Regions from separate parts of the Homo sapiens genome. Here region 1 is linked to region 2. Evidence: chromatin loops called from intact Hi-C (ENCODE). Cell type or tissue: dorsolateral prefrontal cortex. All regions are shown on one strand. Each heading gives the region's core, and the rest is flanking DNA. Links, peaks and the distances in the headings are about the cores only.

Region 1 (8,344 bases), core at 275-8,274, 330 kb after region 2:
GAACCTTTGGACTCTAGCAGAAGACAGAAATCAGAGGGAGAAAAAGCCAGGTGACAGTATGGAGTGTCATCCAGGTACCATGTGGAAGTGACAGTGTTAGGAAAGGAAATGTTAAGTTTCATTCCAAGTATCTGAACCTACACTGGTGTAGCTGGACTGGATGACCGGAGAGGCCTGACCCAATACGGACAATAAGGGAGTGTGGTGTCTACAGATTTAAAAATATTAGGCTGGGTGCGGTGGCTTATGCCTGTAATCCCAGTACTTTGGGAGGCCGCGGCGGGCAGATCCCGAGGTCAGGAGATCAAGACCATCCTGGCCAACATGGTGAAACCCCGTCTCTACTAAAAATGCATAAAATTAGCCGGGCGTGGTGGCAGGCGCCTGTAGTCCCAGCTACTCAGGAGGCTGAGGCAGGAGAATTGCTTGAACCCGAGAGGCAGAGGTTGCAGTGAGCCGAGATCACACCGCTGCACTCCAGTCTGGTGACAGAGCGAGACTCCATCTCAAAACACAAACAACAACAAAAACAAAATTAATAAAGTGAAATACAATCTATAGGCTTTTTTTGTTTTAATCAGCATGTGCAGGTACTTGATAACATACTCTTCCCCTTAAAAATCTTCTGTTGCAGTTGCTTACAGTTGAGTTTTTAGAATAAATATGTAAGCTTGAAATTCTCACATTTTAAAATCATGTATCCTTGAACACACTGTATTCTATCTATATGAAAGCTAATTTAGAGACTTCCCAGTTCCACAGTCGGTCCTCAATACATGCAAACTCAGCTACACATGTTCATTTTGAGCATAAATTAGCCATGGCTCAGAATATCCCAGCTCACTTTGAGAGCAGCTTATATCTATCAATTCCTGGATTTAAATAGTAGATTTGAAATCAACAATAATAACACAGTTTGTGAAGATGAAGAAGTAATTTGAGTTACTTCAATTCTGTGACCACTTGAAGAGCTTTTGTGCCTAGCATTTAAATCAGTGAAATAAAATATGAACCATGGTATACAATTTTTCCCTTTTCTAAAAAGTATATGAATGTAATTGTTTTATTTCTTCTCATTACATTATTTTTATTTTACTGCTGGTTTCATTATATATAGAATTGAATAAACACTTTTTCACTGTTTGCAAATTTCTCTATTAGTATTATGATTACAAATAATTTTGTTGCATATAGGAGAGAAATGTTAAAAAGTAATTTTTTTCTGGTGTCATATGTAGTAATTATACCACTGCTTGGCTCCTAAAGCTAAGAATAGAAATAGGGACTCAGAGAAAGCTCTGTTCCCGGGCTGAAAACTGCATCTGAATAAAACATTCCCAAGAAGTACATGTCTGCAACCTGAGCGAGTATGATGTTTATGGAGCATCTAATCCTTGCCAGGCACCGTTCCTAGTACTGGTAACATCACAATGAACAGGCCTTGAAGAGCCATACATTCTAGTGGGGAGAGAGTGAAAGTCATCATGTAAAGTAAAATACTTTAAATGAAACAACCAATGAAATAAAACTGCACTGGGGATAATAAAGGGTGGAGGAGAGGTAATTTCAATAGGTGGTCAGGCAAGATGTCTGGGGAAGTGCCATTTGATGAGAAGCCGGAGGTGTGAAACTGTGGAGGAGGAAGAGTGAAGACAGAAGGGTCAGCCGCAGCACAAGCCCAAGGAGGTCATGCTTCATTTGTCCAGAAGATGGAGAAAGGGCTACAGTGACTGGCGTAAAATGAACATGGAGAATGAAGAGATTAGTTTTCCCTTGTGGGAGAAAAAGCCCAAGGAATAACTGACGTACCCTGATAATGATGAATGTTCACGACAGTTATCAAACTCCGTTACTAGGCCGGGTGTGGGGGCTCATGCCTGTGATACCAGCACTTCAGGAGGCCGAGGCAGGAGGATCACTTGAGGTCAGGAGTTCGAGACCAGCCTGGCCAACGTGATGAAACCCCATCTCTACTAAAAATACAAAAATTAGCTAGGTGTGGTGGCGGTCAACTTTAATCCCAGATATTCGGGGGGCCGAGGCAGGAGAATCACTTGAACCTGGGAGGCAGAGGTTGCGGTGAGCCAAGATTGTGCCATTGCACTACAGCCTAGGCAGACAGAGTGAGAACCTGTCTCAACAACTACAACAACAACAACAACAACAACAAAGTTCCATTACTAAAACAAGATATTTAATAGAGCCAATGTTGGATTTTCAAAGCATTGTAATGCATTTAGATTGTTCTCGCATGTCGTTTTGAATTAAAATATCTTCAGTGCTGAATTTTTTAAAAAAACCTCTTACCCTTTAGCTTCTGGAGGCCTTGAATGACAATAAATTTAATATGAGTAAAAAAATTGTTTTTAAGTTAAAGACTGATCTTATTATTGGCCTTTGATGATTTCATTGACTTCTTACACATTGCCTACTTTGATTTTTACCTCCAGAGAGGACATTGGAATTAGTTACACTCTCCAGCGCATCACACATCATTATCTTGGTTCAGTGAAAATGCATTTCTCTTATTTTGTCATACTCTTTCCCTTTATATCCAGTTCCATTCCCCTTCCCATCATGATATGCAGAATCTGATATGTGCCAAATATACACACATAGCTTTGTAAAACAGATAATTTTTATGTAGGCGTGTGTTTTAAATTTACATAAGTGGTATTATTATTGATCTCCTGACTCTTCATTCAACACTGTTTTTGAAGTCTATCCAGGTTCAGTTTATTGCACAGTGCCCACTTTTTATATCCATTACCTTTTATGTTTCCATCCCCCAGTGATGGACACCTAGGTTGCCTTCAGTTTCCACAACTACAAACATTGTGGGGACGGTTATTACACACATTCCTTTATAGACCTTGGGTAAATAGCACAGAACAGATTCTCTGGGTCATAAAACATAGAGCTACTTAATTTCACTTAGCCTAATTTAGATCTTACACAATTCTACTTAGTTTGGTAAACATACACACTTTTGTGTTGGCTGAGTAGGTTATTGTGGAGGACAAGCTCTGCTATTGATTGTCCTCTGGGAGCCAGGTTTCTCATCTTTTGAGAAAAAGTTACAGGTAAAGAAGGAAGGCTATCATGAGCCCTCTGGTATTTGATTGGATTTACAGGTATTAGTAGGAATTCATAGTATTTAATAGATAGACATACAGAGAGAAATACAGGTGTGTACATGCAGGTGTTAGCAAATGTACATTTATTTCCTAGATCTATTGGCTGAGAGGGTGTAGAAACAGAGGCACTCTGTTTATAATGAACACACTTAGCAACCAGATCTAAGTTTCATTTCTAAATTGCATTCTTTCATAAAAAGAGCCAGGACACCTTAGAGAAGTGCTAGATTGCAGCGCTGGGGAAGGGAAAATGTCAGATGAGCCTGGAGCATCTTGTGATACTAAAAAATGAGGACGTGCTTAAACAGGTATGAGGACTTGTCAAAAGAACACAGGAGCCTACCTAAAGGCTCTCGATATCCAAATCTGGAACAATTTGAGCATGAACATAATGGTAGTATTAGATTTTAATCCACGGGATAAAAGAAATAGCCGTGAATCTATACTGGTATAAATAAATAATCAAATAAATGAATGAATGGGGGAGAAGGGATCAGTCTTCTTTTCAGAAGAATTTCTATTAATAAATGTAGAAGGAAAAAGGGAAATAGAAAAATCACTGTTCCGCAAACCCCACGTTAATAATGAATGCAGATAATGTGCCTGATGGAGGCTAAAATCAGGGGGAAGTTTTTGAGAAGAACAGATATTTGTAGAGGCTCGGAGTCTCCTCCTCAAGATATATATTAACTACAAGTGAAAAGACAGTAACTTTCTGGAGAAGAAACCTGGAAGATGTCACCTTAACCAAGTGATCAAAGTTAATCATCACTAGTAGTAGACATATTAACATCAGCTCCTTGATATGATGTCTAAGAAGGACACAGCATGATTTTTGTGGCATCCTTTCAAAAAAATGCGTAGCCTCCATCTAATCATGTGAAAACAGCAGACAACCCTAAATTGTGAGACAGTCTACAAAATAACCCATCAGTATACTGCAGAAGTGTCAAGATTATGAAAGACAAGATTGAGAAAGTGTTGTATGTGATACACTGGAAGAGATGAAGGAGAAATGACAACAAATGCAATTTGGATCCTGGATAGGATTCTGAAATAACAAATGGACATCAGTGGGAAATCTGGTAAACTATGAATAAGGCCTATAGTTTAGTTACTATGGTACCAGTGTTAATTTGCTGGTTTGGATAATTGTACTGTGATTGTGTGAACTGTTAACATTAAGGGGAGCTAGATTAAGGATATACAGGAATGCTACTCATCTTTCAATTTTTCCAAAAAGATTGTCATTGAAACCATCAGACAGGAAACCCACTCTTTAGTCATAGAACTCCATGTCTCTTATGTATTCATGCAAAAGGGGGCTGTTTGAATTTCCGTGTCAGGACTTCCCCACTGTCGGGAGTGTACCATGGAAATTGGTGTCCTTGGTGAACCCTGGTCCAAGGTCCACGCCCTTTCATCCTCTGCCGAGGAGGGGAACTTTAGTAAATGCAAATAGCAAAGACATTTGAGATGTATATGGCCTGTTGTGCTCGGTGCCTGCCGCTGAAGACTTCTTTTAGAGCCTCTTCTAGATGTCAAAGCAAATGTGTTCTCTGAGACAGCTTTGCTACATGTTAAGTGTAGGACATTGACCTGGGAGTCAGAAGACCTGTCTTTAAGTTTGAGCTCTGCCATTTCCTAGCAGGGAGGCATTGGGCATTCAGTGGTTCTTCATGTGCCTAGTATTTTTATCTTTAAAACGGGCCTGAATCTTCTATTGCTAGGAATTCACAATCATGTAGTCCTCTTTTAAAAGACAAACAGAGACCTTCCTCTCTGTAAGTGTAGCTGTGTTTCTTGACATAGCATGTCAGAGGCAGCCAACCTGTGAATATTTCTTTCTTAATTATGGTAATTCCATATAACCTTCCACGTTTTCCTCTTCAGCACAGTGCTCTAGGCGTCCCGCTCACCTGTTCGGCGCACAGTCTGGCTAAAGTAGAACTCTGCTGCCATCATCTGGCCAATTCTAGGTACTGTAAGGCTGGGAAACTAACAAAAGAGTAAACAGATTCAGGAATTTACAGAATCATAGACCTCTAAGGAGGTGGGAGATCCCTCAGAATTCACCTAAGCCGATCCCTTTGTTAATAAGGAAACTGATGCCCATAGAGGGAGAGTGAACTGCCTTGTGCTACTTACTGATCAGTGGGAGAATTAGGAGCAGAACCCAGGCCCATGCAGTTGAAATTAATTTTCCGACATATATGATGATAGGAAAAAGATTCGAATACTACAAAATTTGAATAACTGAAAAAATTCTAAAACCTTTTGCACAGGGCCTCTCTAGATTCGTCTTCTTTTAAATTTACTCTATGCAGATGTTACAAACAATTAAGAAAAAACCTAAAAATTATAAATAAGAAGAGCCATTATCTATTGTTTGTATCATCTTCCAACAAAATGGATATTTTAACCCTAAAAAAAGGCAGAACATAGCTAAAAATATGTGGCGATATTATATTACTTTTTTTTCTCATTTCGCTGAGGGCTAATGCAACTTCTTTGCTGGTATAAATGTCTGTCTACAAACCACATTTGAGGGAACTAGTTATAATGAGGAGAAGCCAGGGGCTCTGGATTTTAATAACTGGGTCTGATTTCAACTCTTCCATACCCTGTGAGTGTGAAGTAATTTAACCTTGATCAGACCCCTGACCTTCTTTCTCTTGTCCCCCATTTCCTCATCTATGCTAGTGAATAGCTTCCTCACAGGAAATTTGCCAACATTAACTAAGAAAATTAAGGTAAAATTGGTGGTAACCTGCAAGCACAATAAGTATGCTTATTACTTTTTTATAATTATGGAGTAAATTGAGATGAGACAAAGAAATTTGTTAATGATATGGAGAGCTCTCAGGAACCCCTTTCGTCTTCTGCTGAGGAGGGACCCTTTGGTAAATGCAAACAGCAAATACATTTGAGAGGTATATACCTGTTGTGCTCGGTGCCAGCCACTGCATATGTGTGAATTTATTACATGTTTAATTTTGTCTCTGAGTGCGTGTGTGTGTGTTTAAGTGCTTTCCTGAGGATCTCGAAGACCACGCATACATTCTGTGATTTGCTGGAAATACTCACAGGATTTAGTAGATATCGTCATGTGAATGACATAACAGCATTACAGTCAACAAGAGACTTGCCTGTATGATGGTAATCCTATAATGTTATAATACCTTATTTTTACCGTATGTTTTCTGTGTTTAGATATGTTTAGATACACTAATACTTACTGCTGTTACAATCAGCTGTGGTGTTAAGTGCAGTAGCATGCCGTACAGGTTGGTAGCCTAGAAGCAGTAGGCTATGCCACATAGCCTAGGTATGTAGGAGGCTGCACCATCTAGGTTTGTGTACGTATGCTCCGTGGTGATCGCACAATGCTCACAGTAGCGATCGCCTGATGATGCATCTTCCAGTCATTAAGCAATGCATAAGCATAGTTGCACTATCCACTGAAGTTTATTGCAGGGAAAGGAAATATAACAGGATCAATAGGGGAAAAGATACTCAGAGACTGTAGAGATTCATGCGGAGGCTTCTGATGTTTTCTGTCTCCTCTGAGGGAGCACTGAGGGTGCTCTTTTCTTCAGCAGCAAAAAAACGCAGTAACATGTATACAATGTTTCTTCCCAGGAAGCTCATTAGAGACAGAGCATGCAAGGAAATTACCTGACTTGGGAGTGGGGGTCGGGGAGGGCGACAGTCACGTAGGCACCCTCTGCCTAGCAGCTATCAAAATTTAAGAAAAGTAGCTATTCAGCATAAATCGCATTGTTTGTATAGACAGTCTGTGCACAGCAAACCATCTTTATCAGAGAGAGAATGGAGGGAACTCTCCATCGACCAAGTTTCCAGACGCCAGCCCAGGGCCAACCTTTCAAGACAGACACTCTAGAGACAGCAGCCTCAGTTCCACTTTCTTAACTTTTTTCTGCACAGTCAAGATAATTTCTACAGATTCTGAGTGTAGGGCAAGTCTTGGGTTTATTTTTATCAATATGGTTTTAAAAATTCATGTATTCACCTTATATCCATATGTTAATTCTCAACTTTTACCTGATTGTATATTTTTAGACGGTGTTTCGGAATTTGGGATTTTTGGAAGAAATTTAAATATTTCACTGTTGCCAGGCTATTTCTTTGAAAAGTTAAGTCTTCAGTGGACTCAAACATAGAGAAGTTTTATATTGCCTTATTAACCAGCTAATTTGCATTTAACTTAAGAAAAAGTTCTGCAAGGTAAAAATTCTTCTATAAGTTTTTAACAAATAATTGGGATTTAATCTGCCCCAATTTAGATGCCAGTGAGGAATTTACATTATTATACACCCACAGAAATATCATTATATAATGTTAAATTGAAGTTGTACTGTGTTATATTAATTAAAACATACATGATCTGTAATAAGAAAGCACGGGATATTTGGGGGCCTTTTCTCATTAAAATCAGATCACAATGAGATAGGAACTTCTCCTCCACTTGATGCTTTAGCTTTGCTCATTCAGCTCTAGGGCATTTTTCTTCTTAACAGCCAGACCTCTCAGAGGTGTGTCTGCACCTACTGTCTCTATTGCCACACCTGTTTTTAACACATTCAGGCAGGCTTGCACTACCCTTCCCCAGTCCACAGGAAAAAGCTGTAATCCAGTTGTGTAAAGCAGAGCCCCTTCTCCCAAAGGAAACTTCTGCCATTCGGTCCAGCAATCCTGCTACTAGGTATCTACTCAGAGGAAAAGAAGTCATTATGTGAAAAAGAGACTTGCACATGCATGTCATTACAATTAGCAATTGCAAAAATATGGAACCAGCCCAAATGCCCATCAATCAATGAGTGCATAAAGAAAATGTCATACACACACACACACACACACACACACACACACACACACACACACACCATGGAATACTACTCAGCCCTAAAAAGGAATGAAATAATGGCATTCACAGCAACTTGGATGGAGATGGAGACCGCTATTCTAAGTGAGGTAACTCCGGAATAGAAAACCAAACATCCTATGTTCTCACTTAGAAGTGGGAACTAAGCTATGCGGATGTAAAGGCATAAGAATGAGACAGCGGACTTTGGAGGCTCAAGGGGAAGGGTGGGAGGGGGGTGAGGGATACAAGACTACCCACTGGGTACAGTATACACCGCTTGGGTGATGGGTGCACCAAATTCTCACAAAATCACCACTAA
Region 2 (8,344 bases), core at 296-8,295:
TGGAAGATTAGAGAGGCATTTTTCTCTTCCCATCTTTTAGATGATTAGTAAACATATGCTGACAGGCTTTCATATTATATTGTAGGGCAAATTCCATAATCCTAGGTTACGGTTAATGAGGTATTCAGGTTGATTGAAAGAAATGGTATACATAAAAAGCGGGTGCCTTCTAATCTAAAGTCTGTACTAGCAATGCAGCAAAAGAATGTTGACCACAAGGAGGTTATAGATGTCACCTAAGATAGGATCTTTCATTTGTGACGCCTTTTCGTGAGTTACTGTGCCAGATGCTTCACGGTTGACCCTTGAACAACACAGGTTTGAGCTGCACAGGTCCACTTATAGGTGGCTATTTTTCAATCAAATACAGATTGAAAATATACTATTTGCAGGATATGAAACCCACTTATACAGAGGACCAACTTGTTGTGTAAGTGGATTCCACAAGGTCAGCTATGGGACTTGAGTATGGACACATTTCAGCATATGTAGGAGCTCCTGGGACCAAGGGACGATTGTGTATTGTTGTCTTGTTTAGGAAGAAAGATACACCATGAACACAGCCCACAATGACAGTAGATGTCGAAAGTGCTAATTTAGTTCAGGTCAAGACCCTCCACTAGGATGTACAGGTTGTTCATTCCATGGGGTACCTGGGTGAGAGGACAAGAAAGAGCTAGAATCCAGCCTGCCCTCTGCCTGCCACCCTGTGTGTCGTGCCACACGATGGCATTCACTCAGAGGAAGCAGCCTTGACTAGCAGCAGTCTTGGTACAGCCAGGGGAGAGAATACTTCATTCATTTCCCTTCATCTAACATGTTTTGTGTGCCTTGCATGTGCTAGAGGCTTTAAATAGATTATCTTGTTTAATTAAATCTTTAAAATAACTCCGTGGAATCTGTGTTTATTTGCTCTTCCAGTTTATGTGTGGTAGGAAAAGGGAAGAACATATGGGGAACATGAGCTAAATATCTACGATGCGCTTAGACACTTCATAGCAATCCTGTAAGGGTGGGTTTTTATATGCGTTTACTTACTTTTCATCAATTTGTTTGTTTTTTAATAGATAAGGAATTGGAAACTCAGAGAGGTTAAGTAATTTGTTAGCCTCACTTGAATAGTAAATGACAAGCCCAGGATCCAAGCCCAAGCCTATGTTGAGTCCAGTGTTCTTGCGTACATATCAGTGTCAAAATGGGGAAATACTAAGAAAGACTCCTTTGGAGTGACATCTTTTAAATCAGCCCTGTTACTATATATATATTCTGGTCAATAGGGCATTACCATTACCATACGTGAATTAATCAGTCTTCTAAAAAAATAAAATTATATGCAGTTGTCTCAAATTATGCAAAATAAAGCAGACTCTTTGACATATAAAACATATTATCCTAATTGTGAGTACTAATAACTCAGAATATTATTGAAAAACTGGAAAGCTCCGTTTTTGTCTTCTGTATTTCCAGGGTCTTACAGTCTATTTGGGAATACTAATGGCTCTATCAAGGCAGACCAGGCCCATTCTTCTTTATGATAAATGTGGATGGTCAGACATGTTCTGCCAGTTGTCCCAGGTCCCACTAAAGATTTGACCAATAAAAATGAAAAACTGGCACATTGCCCTGAGACCTCTGCTACTTCCCTCTTAAGCCATTGTGCATTGTCATGGGGAGATCAGGACATATGTGTTATTCTGGTCTTTGCGCAAATGTTGGAATGCAACAATGCTGGTAATCTGTCACTAAGGCCGTATGACCCCACATGAGTGATTTCTCCTCTTGGAACCAGTTTTTTCTTCAGATAGATGATTTCTGGGCATGAACGAGGAAAGGCCTAAAATCTTTTCCAACTGGGGTCATTAAGAATTTCATGGATTAGTGACTTTCTTAGAAAAAGGTGGCTATGCCCACATCTCAGACGTTCCTCAGAATGTCAGGTAAGCTTGACAAAAATACTTCCACCCTGGAAACATAAACCATAATATTTTTATAGGAAGGTTTTATATTGTTTATTGTCAACCAAGGAGACTTACCCTAGGGGATGCATCAGAATGAAAGAAGGACTTTGTCAACATCATCACACCGTGTACCCTTCCTGCCATTAAAACCCACTGCTGGAATAAGGCACTGTTTGTTACTGGTATGTGCTACATGAGTTGGAGCTAAAAAAGGAAACTCTTTTATATGAAACAATGACTATTACTGAGATATTCAGGCATATAGTCAAAGGTATATAAAAAGATAAAATTTATCTAATTTTGTAACTTTAATTATAAGACATAAAAATTTTACTTCTTTTATAAACCTTTCTCCCTTCAACATATGTAAGTGTGTGTGTGTGTGTGTGTGTGTGTGTGTGTGTGTATCTGTTTTAAAGAAGTCTATACAGGTACTATTTTGACTTACCTACTTAGTATTTCTTGAACTCTCTGAGTTTTCACAGACTTACTGGGGTGGGGTTGTAAAGACAACAAGAAATCATACTTAGTTTTTGTGCTCTAGTATTAGCAATCTGGCATTATATGTTTGCATGATGAAGGTTTGCAGTTTCAATTTAGTGGAATATGATATAGTTTTATTCACTAGAACATAAGTCAGGGACAGAGTTCCATTTTTCACTTGATATTCTAAAGATAATCAGTAAATAACTGAAAGCATGACGTGAAACACATTCCTTAAACTTAGGACCTGAGTATCTATATAAAAGGGTACTATTAAGATATTCTTAAGTAAAAACTCTGAAATATATCAAAACCAAGAAACAGTGAATTACAGGAAAAGAGGTTGAGTGGCAGTTTTACTTAAGAACAAGCATATGCCAGTGCCTCCATGAAAAGAAGAGACCCACCCAAGGGAATAGCTATCCTCTATCCTTCCTTTTTTGTTTTGCTGCTAACAAGCTCAGTGGTGTATGTGCATCTTCCTTCTGTTCCCACTCATAGCTTTGGATAATCTAACAGCTAAACAGCCAGAGTCACTAGATCTTATCCTCCAGTAATTACACAGAAAACCTCGGATCATTGCAGAGATGGCACTTGTTGGAACTGATCCCTACAGCCAAAGCGTACAGTTGAAAATTTTCCCTCCTCTGTCTTTTTCCCTTCCAGCCCTGTGTTTTGGTTGCATGGCAACCCATCTGCCATGATAGCTGATGTCAGCTCATTTTCACTTAAACTTAGCCCAGGAAAGTTTTCAAGGAAGACATTTGGGCTTGTATAACGCTGGGGAAGGCTCGAGTTCTGTTACCATATCGTTTGTAAAATTGCAGACTAATGGGCTCAGGGAGGCTAAATGGAAATGTGGATGTAGGAAGGGATTAGCTTCTGGAACAGTGTGGCCTTAGGGACTTTGTTTCTTATAGGGGCTTAGTAAATGTGTGTCTGCAATACTCTTTCTGCTACTAAAGGGCTTTCTTCACTTTAAAAGGAATAAGAAGTGTTCAAAATTACCCTATCTCCTGAATATTAGAATTTAGCCAAATACTTGATGTTGACTCCTTTGAATAAAGGGTCAACATTTTAACGAGATGCATAAGCATCATTGAGAGGAAAGAGAACCTTTTATCATTGGCAGGAATTTTCTAGTGTGTATATTGACAAGTGAAAACAGGTTAAAACTTCTTAAATCCAGCAGAGGGCAGAAGGGAGTTTTAGCTATGGCTTACCCAAGACTCTCCAAACAAGATTGTAACAATCCAAGGCAAAATTCAGTGGCACTTTTGTAGACAAATTATCTCCAGGTTGTTAATGCACAAGTTACCCTGATTATATAGACGAGTCTTAGTTGGTGGGCTCAAAGCCAGTTTGCTTCTGTCCAGGACAAAAGCATATATAGGATTTTGAGTTAGTTACGCCTAAGAGGAGACAACAGTGTGTACTCAAATAACAATATCACTTTAATAGATTCAGATCTTATTTACTAACCACAACACAGCATTTCACAGTACTTCTCACGTATATTTATGGTATTCTGAATGGTAGAATGAAAGGATGTTTGAAATAATGAAGAGTAAACGATTTCATTATCAAATATATCTCACTGAAACTGACTGTTCCAACATGTGAGTTCATAAAATAATGAAAATGATTTTCACAACCTAATCTGGAATCTGAGAAATCAATTTTATCCTTTAAAGCAATAACCAAAACGTGGGATGGTAGTATTTCTTTACATGGCAAAGATGAGGTTAATATTAAAACATAATGACATTTGAGAAATGGATCTTTGTCTTGGCATTTATAAGAACTTTCAATCCGGATTAAGTTTGGCTTTAAAAAAGAAAACACTTTAAAAAGGAAAAACATATTTTCCATGCTGAAGACGGTTTTTGTTTGGGTAGTAGGTAGTATCTTCTGTTTTGCTTGGATAGTATTTAGTGTAGTATGTTGGGTTTCTCAGGACGCAGCCTCTGAAATGGAGTTAGGATGTTTATGAAGCAGCACCCTTGGGATCTACACCTGTCGAAGTGGGGAAGGAAGCAGGTTCAAGTAGGAGAAGCTGAGCTTCCCTGCAGGCGCATCATTCGCCACAGCCAACCCCACTGGGAACTCAGAGTTTGAGTGGCCCTTCAGAGTATCCTGAGCTGGGACACTCCCACACCGATCAGTTATTGGATGTGCACCTGCAACCCCCATCCCAGCCACAGGACCTGACCTGGCTAAGACAGCCCTTTGCAGCTGAGACAATCCTTAAGGGCTAGCATTTAAGCAGCTGGAAGTCCTTTATTGAAGAGGGACCTGGATGCCGTATCACAGTGCAGATAGTGTGAGAAACAGCCAAGAAGTCAGGTTTGTTGGATGTTCTTTCTGATGAATTGTTGACACTATAATGTTGGCTAACTTACGGTTTTAAAAAGAAAATGATAACTTGCCATATTTCTGTGTGTAAAGAATTGTACTAAATAAAAGACTTTTTCATGGTTAATGTGGTTTGGAAAATAGGATTTTAAAGAGCATATTTTAATAAATGAGCGTTAAATTTTAAAGTATAATTGTCTTAGTTCATTCAGGCTGTTATGTCAAAGTACCTAAACTGAGTAGCTTATAAACAGCAGGGATTTATTTCTCACCATTCTGGATGTCAAGAAAGCCAAGATCAAGGTGCCTGCAGATTCATTGTCTGGTGAGGGACAGCTTCCTGGTTCATAGATGGCTGTCTTCTCACTGTGTCCTCACATGGCAGAAGGGGTAAAGAAGCGCTCTGAGGTTTCTTTTATAAGGGTACCAATCCCACTCATGAGGGTTCCACTCTCACGCCTGATCACCTACCACAGGCCCCAGCTCCTAATACTATCACATTGAAAGTTGGGATTTCAACATGTGAGTGGGAGTCACGAACGTTCAGAGTATAACAATAATAGTAAGAAAACACAGGCATATGGTTTATTTGATTTGGGATTGTCCTATGAAGAGCAAACTATGAATTATAATGAATAATGGAATATTATAATACTTTGTGGTAGGTCTTGATCTTTGGGGAAACACTGTTAAATAAATCACAGGATGACGCTGGTAGTTTGTCAGAGAATCAAGCGTAAGCAAGTATATAATGAAGGAGGGAAAATGTATATGTTGTTTATGGAACAGTCATTTAAGTCTAGCCTTTAAGAATTTATGTTAATTCCATCTATTAATGCTATCTACCTATTAATTTCATGCATTTTTTCCCTTATCATTTAGTCATAGCTTGAATTATGTTCCTACTGCATGCACGGAGTCTTCTATACCTGCTTAATACATGAGACATGGTTCTCAAAAGGACCCACAATCTCTTAAAAAATCACATTTGTTAATATCATCGCCAATTTAATCAGAAACGTATACAATTCGAGAAGATGTCACGCTCATGGTGCGGAGTTTTCTAAATTTAATTTTCCCTTAGAAATTTCAGCTTTATCATTGGCAATAAATATTGTCAGTAGTTTCCTTGAAGCCAGGCTCATTTTGTTCATTTCTGAAGAAAATGTCTACCAAATACCCAAATCTAAATAGCCATAGTTTTCTGTTGTTCTTTAAAGTAAAAATGGCGTTCCATGAACAAAGAGGCTAGTTCAGCTCACAACTCAGTTACGTGAGTGCTTTTCCTGAAGACAGATTTCCTATTTCAGTATGAGGAAGACGGGTTTTATGGTTATTTCCATTTCATCACACAGACTATTAGGAAGATAGTCTTTCTAATGGCTCAGAGGTTGAGATTCAATAAAATAACTTATTTTTCTTCTCCATCAAGGATTTTCTTAAGTAAAACTGGGTTTTTTAAAAAAAAATTGCTAATGCATGTCAGTGGTAAAGAACCTACTGACTGCTAGTACAGTTTGGCATCAGTGTCTTTGCTGCTAAGGCACTGGCAATATTATCCTCCCTTGTTTCTGTGCCATTAGTACAATGGCAACACAGTAAAAAAGTCAGACAAGACTGGGCGTGGTAGCTCATGCCTGTAATCCCAGCACTTGGGGGAAGCCGAGGTAGGAGAATTGCTTGAGGCCAGGAATTTTAGACCAGCCTGGGCAACATAGCAAGACCCTGTCTCTTAAAAAAAAAGTCAAACAGTGTGTTAGTATTATTATAAAGAGAGTTATGAACTCATTACCCCTGAAAGTGTCTCCAGCCCACACTGAGAACCGCTGGTACAAAGAAGAGTGTAAGCGCAAAGAGCCTGGGGAAAGAAAACCGCTTAGGCAATAGATAAAAAAGGCCGAACTTCATATGATGGCAGGAGAGATGGAGAACAGGGAAGGAAGTGAGAAACCCTGGCAGAGGTTCCATGGAAAAGATTTGGCAGTAGAAGGGCAGCAAAGAGTTGAAATGTACTGAGGTTTTCAGTCTGCATAACTGAGTGGATGGCAATTCCATTAACTGAGATGATGACTGGGGGAAGAGGGGCCCTGTTTTATTATTGAAAACGATACTGCTTTTCACACTGAGAGAGAAAAATCTATCATAATTCTTGCATTTGGAAAAGGGTGGATTCTAGCACTAGTGAGAAAGTACTGTTGGCCAGGTCTCTGCAGCAGCCTGAGATTTGATTTAGTACTGATAATGAGTTTTGGTTCTTGGAACATCAGAGCATTCTGTTTCATGCATAAGACTCTTATGTCTGTGTTTCCTGTAATAGTGTTGTTTTTTTCTTCTTTATTTCCAGGAATGGTGCAAAAGCTGGACCAAAAGCTTCCAGTGGCTAATGAATACCTGTTGCTCTCTGGAGGTGTCCGGGAAGGCGTGGTGGACCTGGACTTAGATGAGCTTAATGTCTATGCCCGGGGTACTGACTATGATATGGACTTTACCCTCTTGGTGCCAGCCCTCAAGCTGCATGACCGTAATCAGCCTGTGACACTCGACATGCGCCACTCAGCCTTGTGCCACTCTTGGCTGAGCCTTCGGCTCTTTGATGAGGGGACAATCAGTAAATGGAAAGACTGCTGCACCATTGTAGATCACATCAATGGTGCCACCAACTACTTCTTCTCACCTACCAAAGTGGCTGACTGGTTCTATGACTCTATCAGCATTGTCCTATCAGAAATACAGAAGAAACCCCAGCGAGGGATGCCAAAGGTAGAAAAGGTGGAAAAAAATGGGACCATCATCTCCATCATTCTGGGTGTAGGGAGTAGTCGCATGTTGTATGATATTGTCCCTGTGGTATCTTTCAAAGGTTGGCCTGCAGTGGCCCAGAGCTGGCTCATGGAGAACCACTTTTGGGATGGGAAGATTACTGAGGAAGAGGTCATCAGTGGGTTTTACTTGGTGCCTGCTTGCTCCTACAAGGGTAAGAAGGACAATGAATGGCGGCTGTCCTTTGCCAGGAGCGAGGTGCAGTTGAAGAAGTGCATCTCCAGCAGCCTCATGCAGGCCTATCAGGCCTGCAAAGCCATCATCATTAAACTGCTGTCCCGGCCCAAGGCTATTAGCCCCTATCACCTGCGGAGCATGATGCTCTGGGCCTGCGACAGACTTCCTGCCAACTACTTGGCTCAAGAAGACTATGCAGCCCACTTTTTGCTGGGCCTCATCGATGACCTGCAACACTGTCTGGTCAACAAGATGTGCCCCAATTATTTCATCCCTCAGTGCAACATGCTGGAACATCTGTCTGAGGAGACAGTCATGCTTCACGCCCGGAAGCTGTCCTCTGTGCGCTCAGACCCGGCAGAGCACTTGCGCACCGCCATTGAGCATGTCAAGGCAGCCAACCGGCTGACACTGGAGCTCCAGAGGCGAGGTAGCACCACCAGCATCCCCTCTCCACAGTCTGACGGAGGGGACCCCAACCAGCCTGATGACCGTTTGGCAAAAAAACTGCAGCAGCTAGTGACTGAGAACCCGGGAAAGTCAATCTCTGT

Evidence for each region. Peaks named below come from ENCODE experiments on the same cell type or tissue, not always from the same donor. Only the 100,000 strongest peaks of a DNase experiment are listed, where the experiment ranks them.
Region 1: it touches region 2 in a loop (17-fold over the local background); 68 of 110 quality-filtered maps call a loop at or near these places.

The regions. Positions count from the first base shown.
Region 1 is chr3:192,464,200-192,472,543 of GRCh38, reverse strand. All of the region lies in intron 2 of FGF12 (fibroblast growth factor 12), which reads left to right. Among named protein-coding and RNA genes, the nearest start is that of FGF12-AS2, 47 kb to the left of the region's middle. RefSeq lists a silencer at 4,950-5,244. In dorsolateral prefrontal cortex, for the core only: CTCF peaks have their summits at 4,907 and 5,112 (motif pointing left); a DNase peak (open chromatin) is centred at 5,083.
Region 2 is chr3:192,798,447-192,806,790 of GRCh38, reverse strand. It overlaps MB21D2 (Mab-21 domain containing 2), which reads left to right. Exons shown (of 2, transcript NM_178496.4): 2 at 7,141-8,344. Among named protein-coding and RNA genes, the nearest start is that of FGF12, 75 kb to the right of the region's middle. In dorsolateral prefrontal cortex, for the core only: CTCF peaks have their summits at 3,428 and 3,629 (motif pointing right); no DNase peak of the experiment used is centred there; H3K4me3 peaks cover 327 bases; H3K27ac peaks cover 527 bases.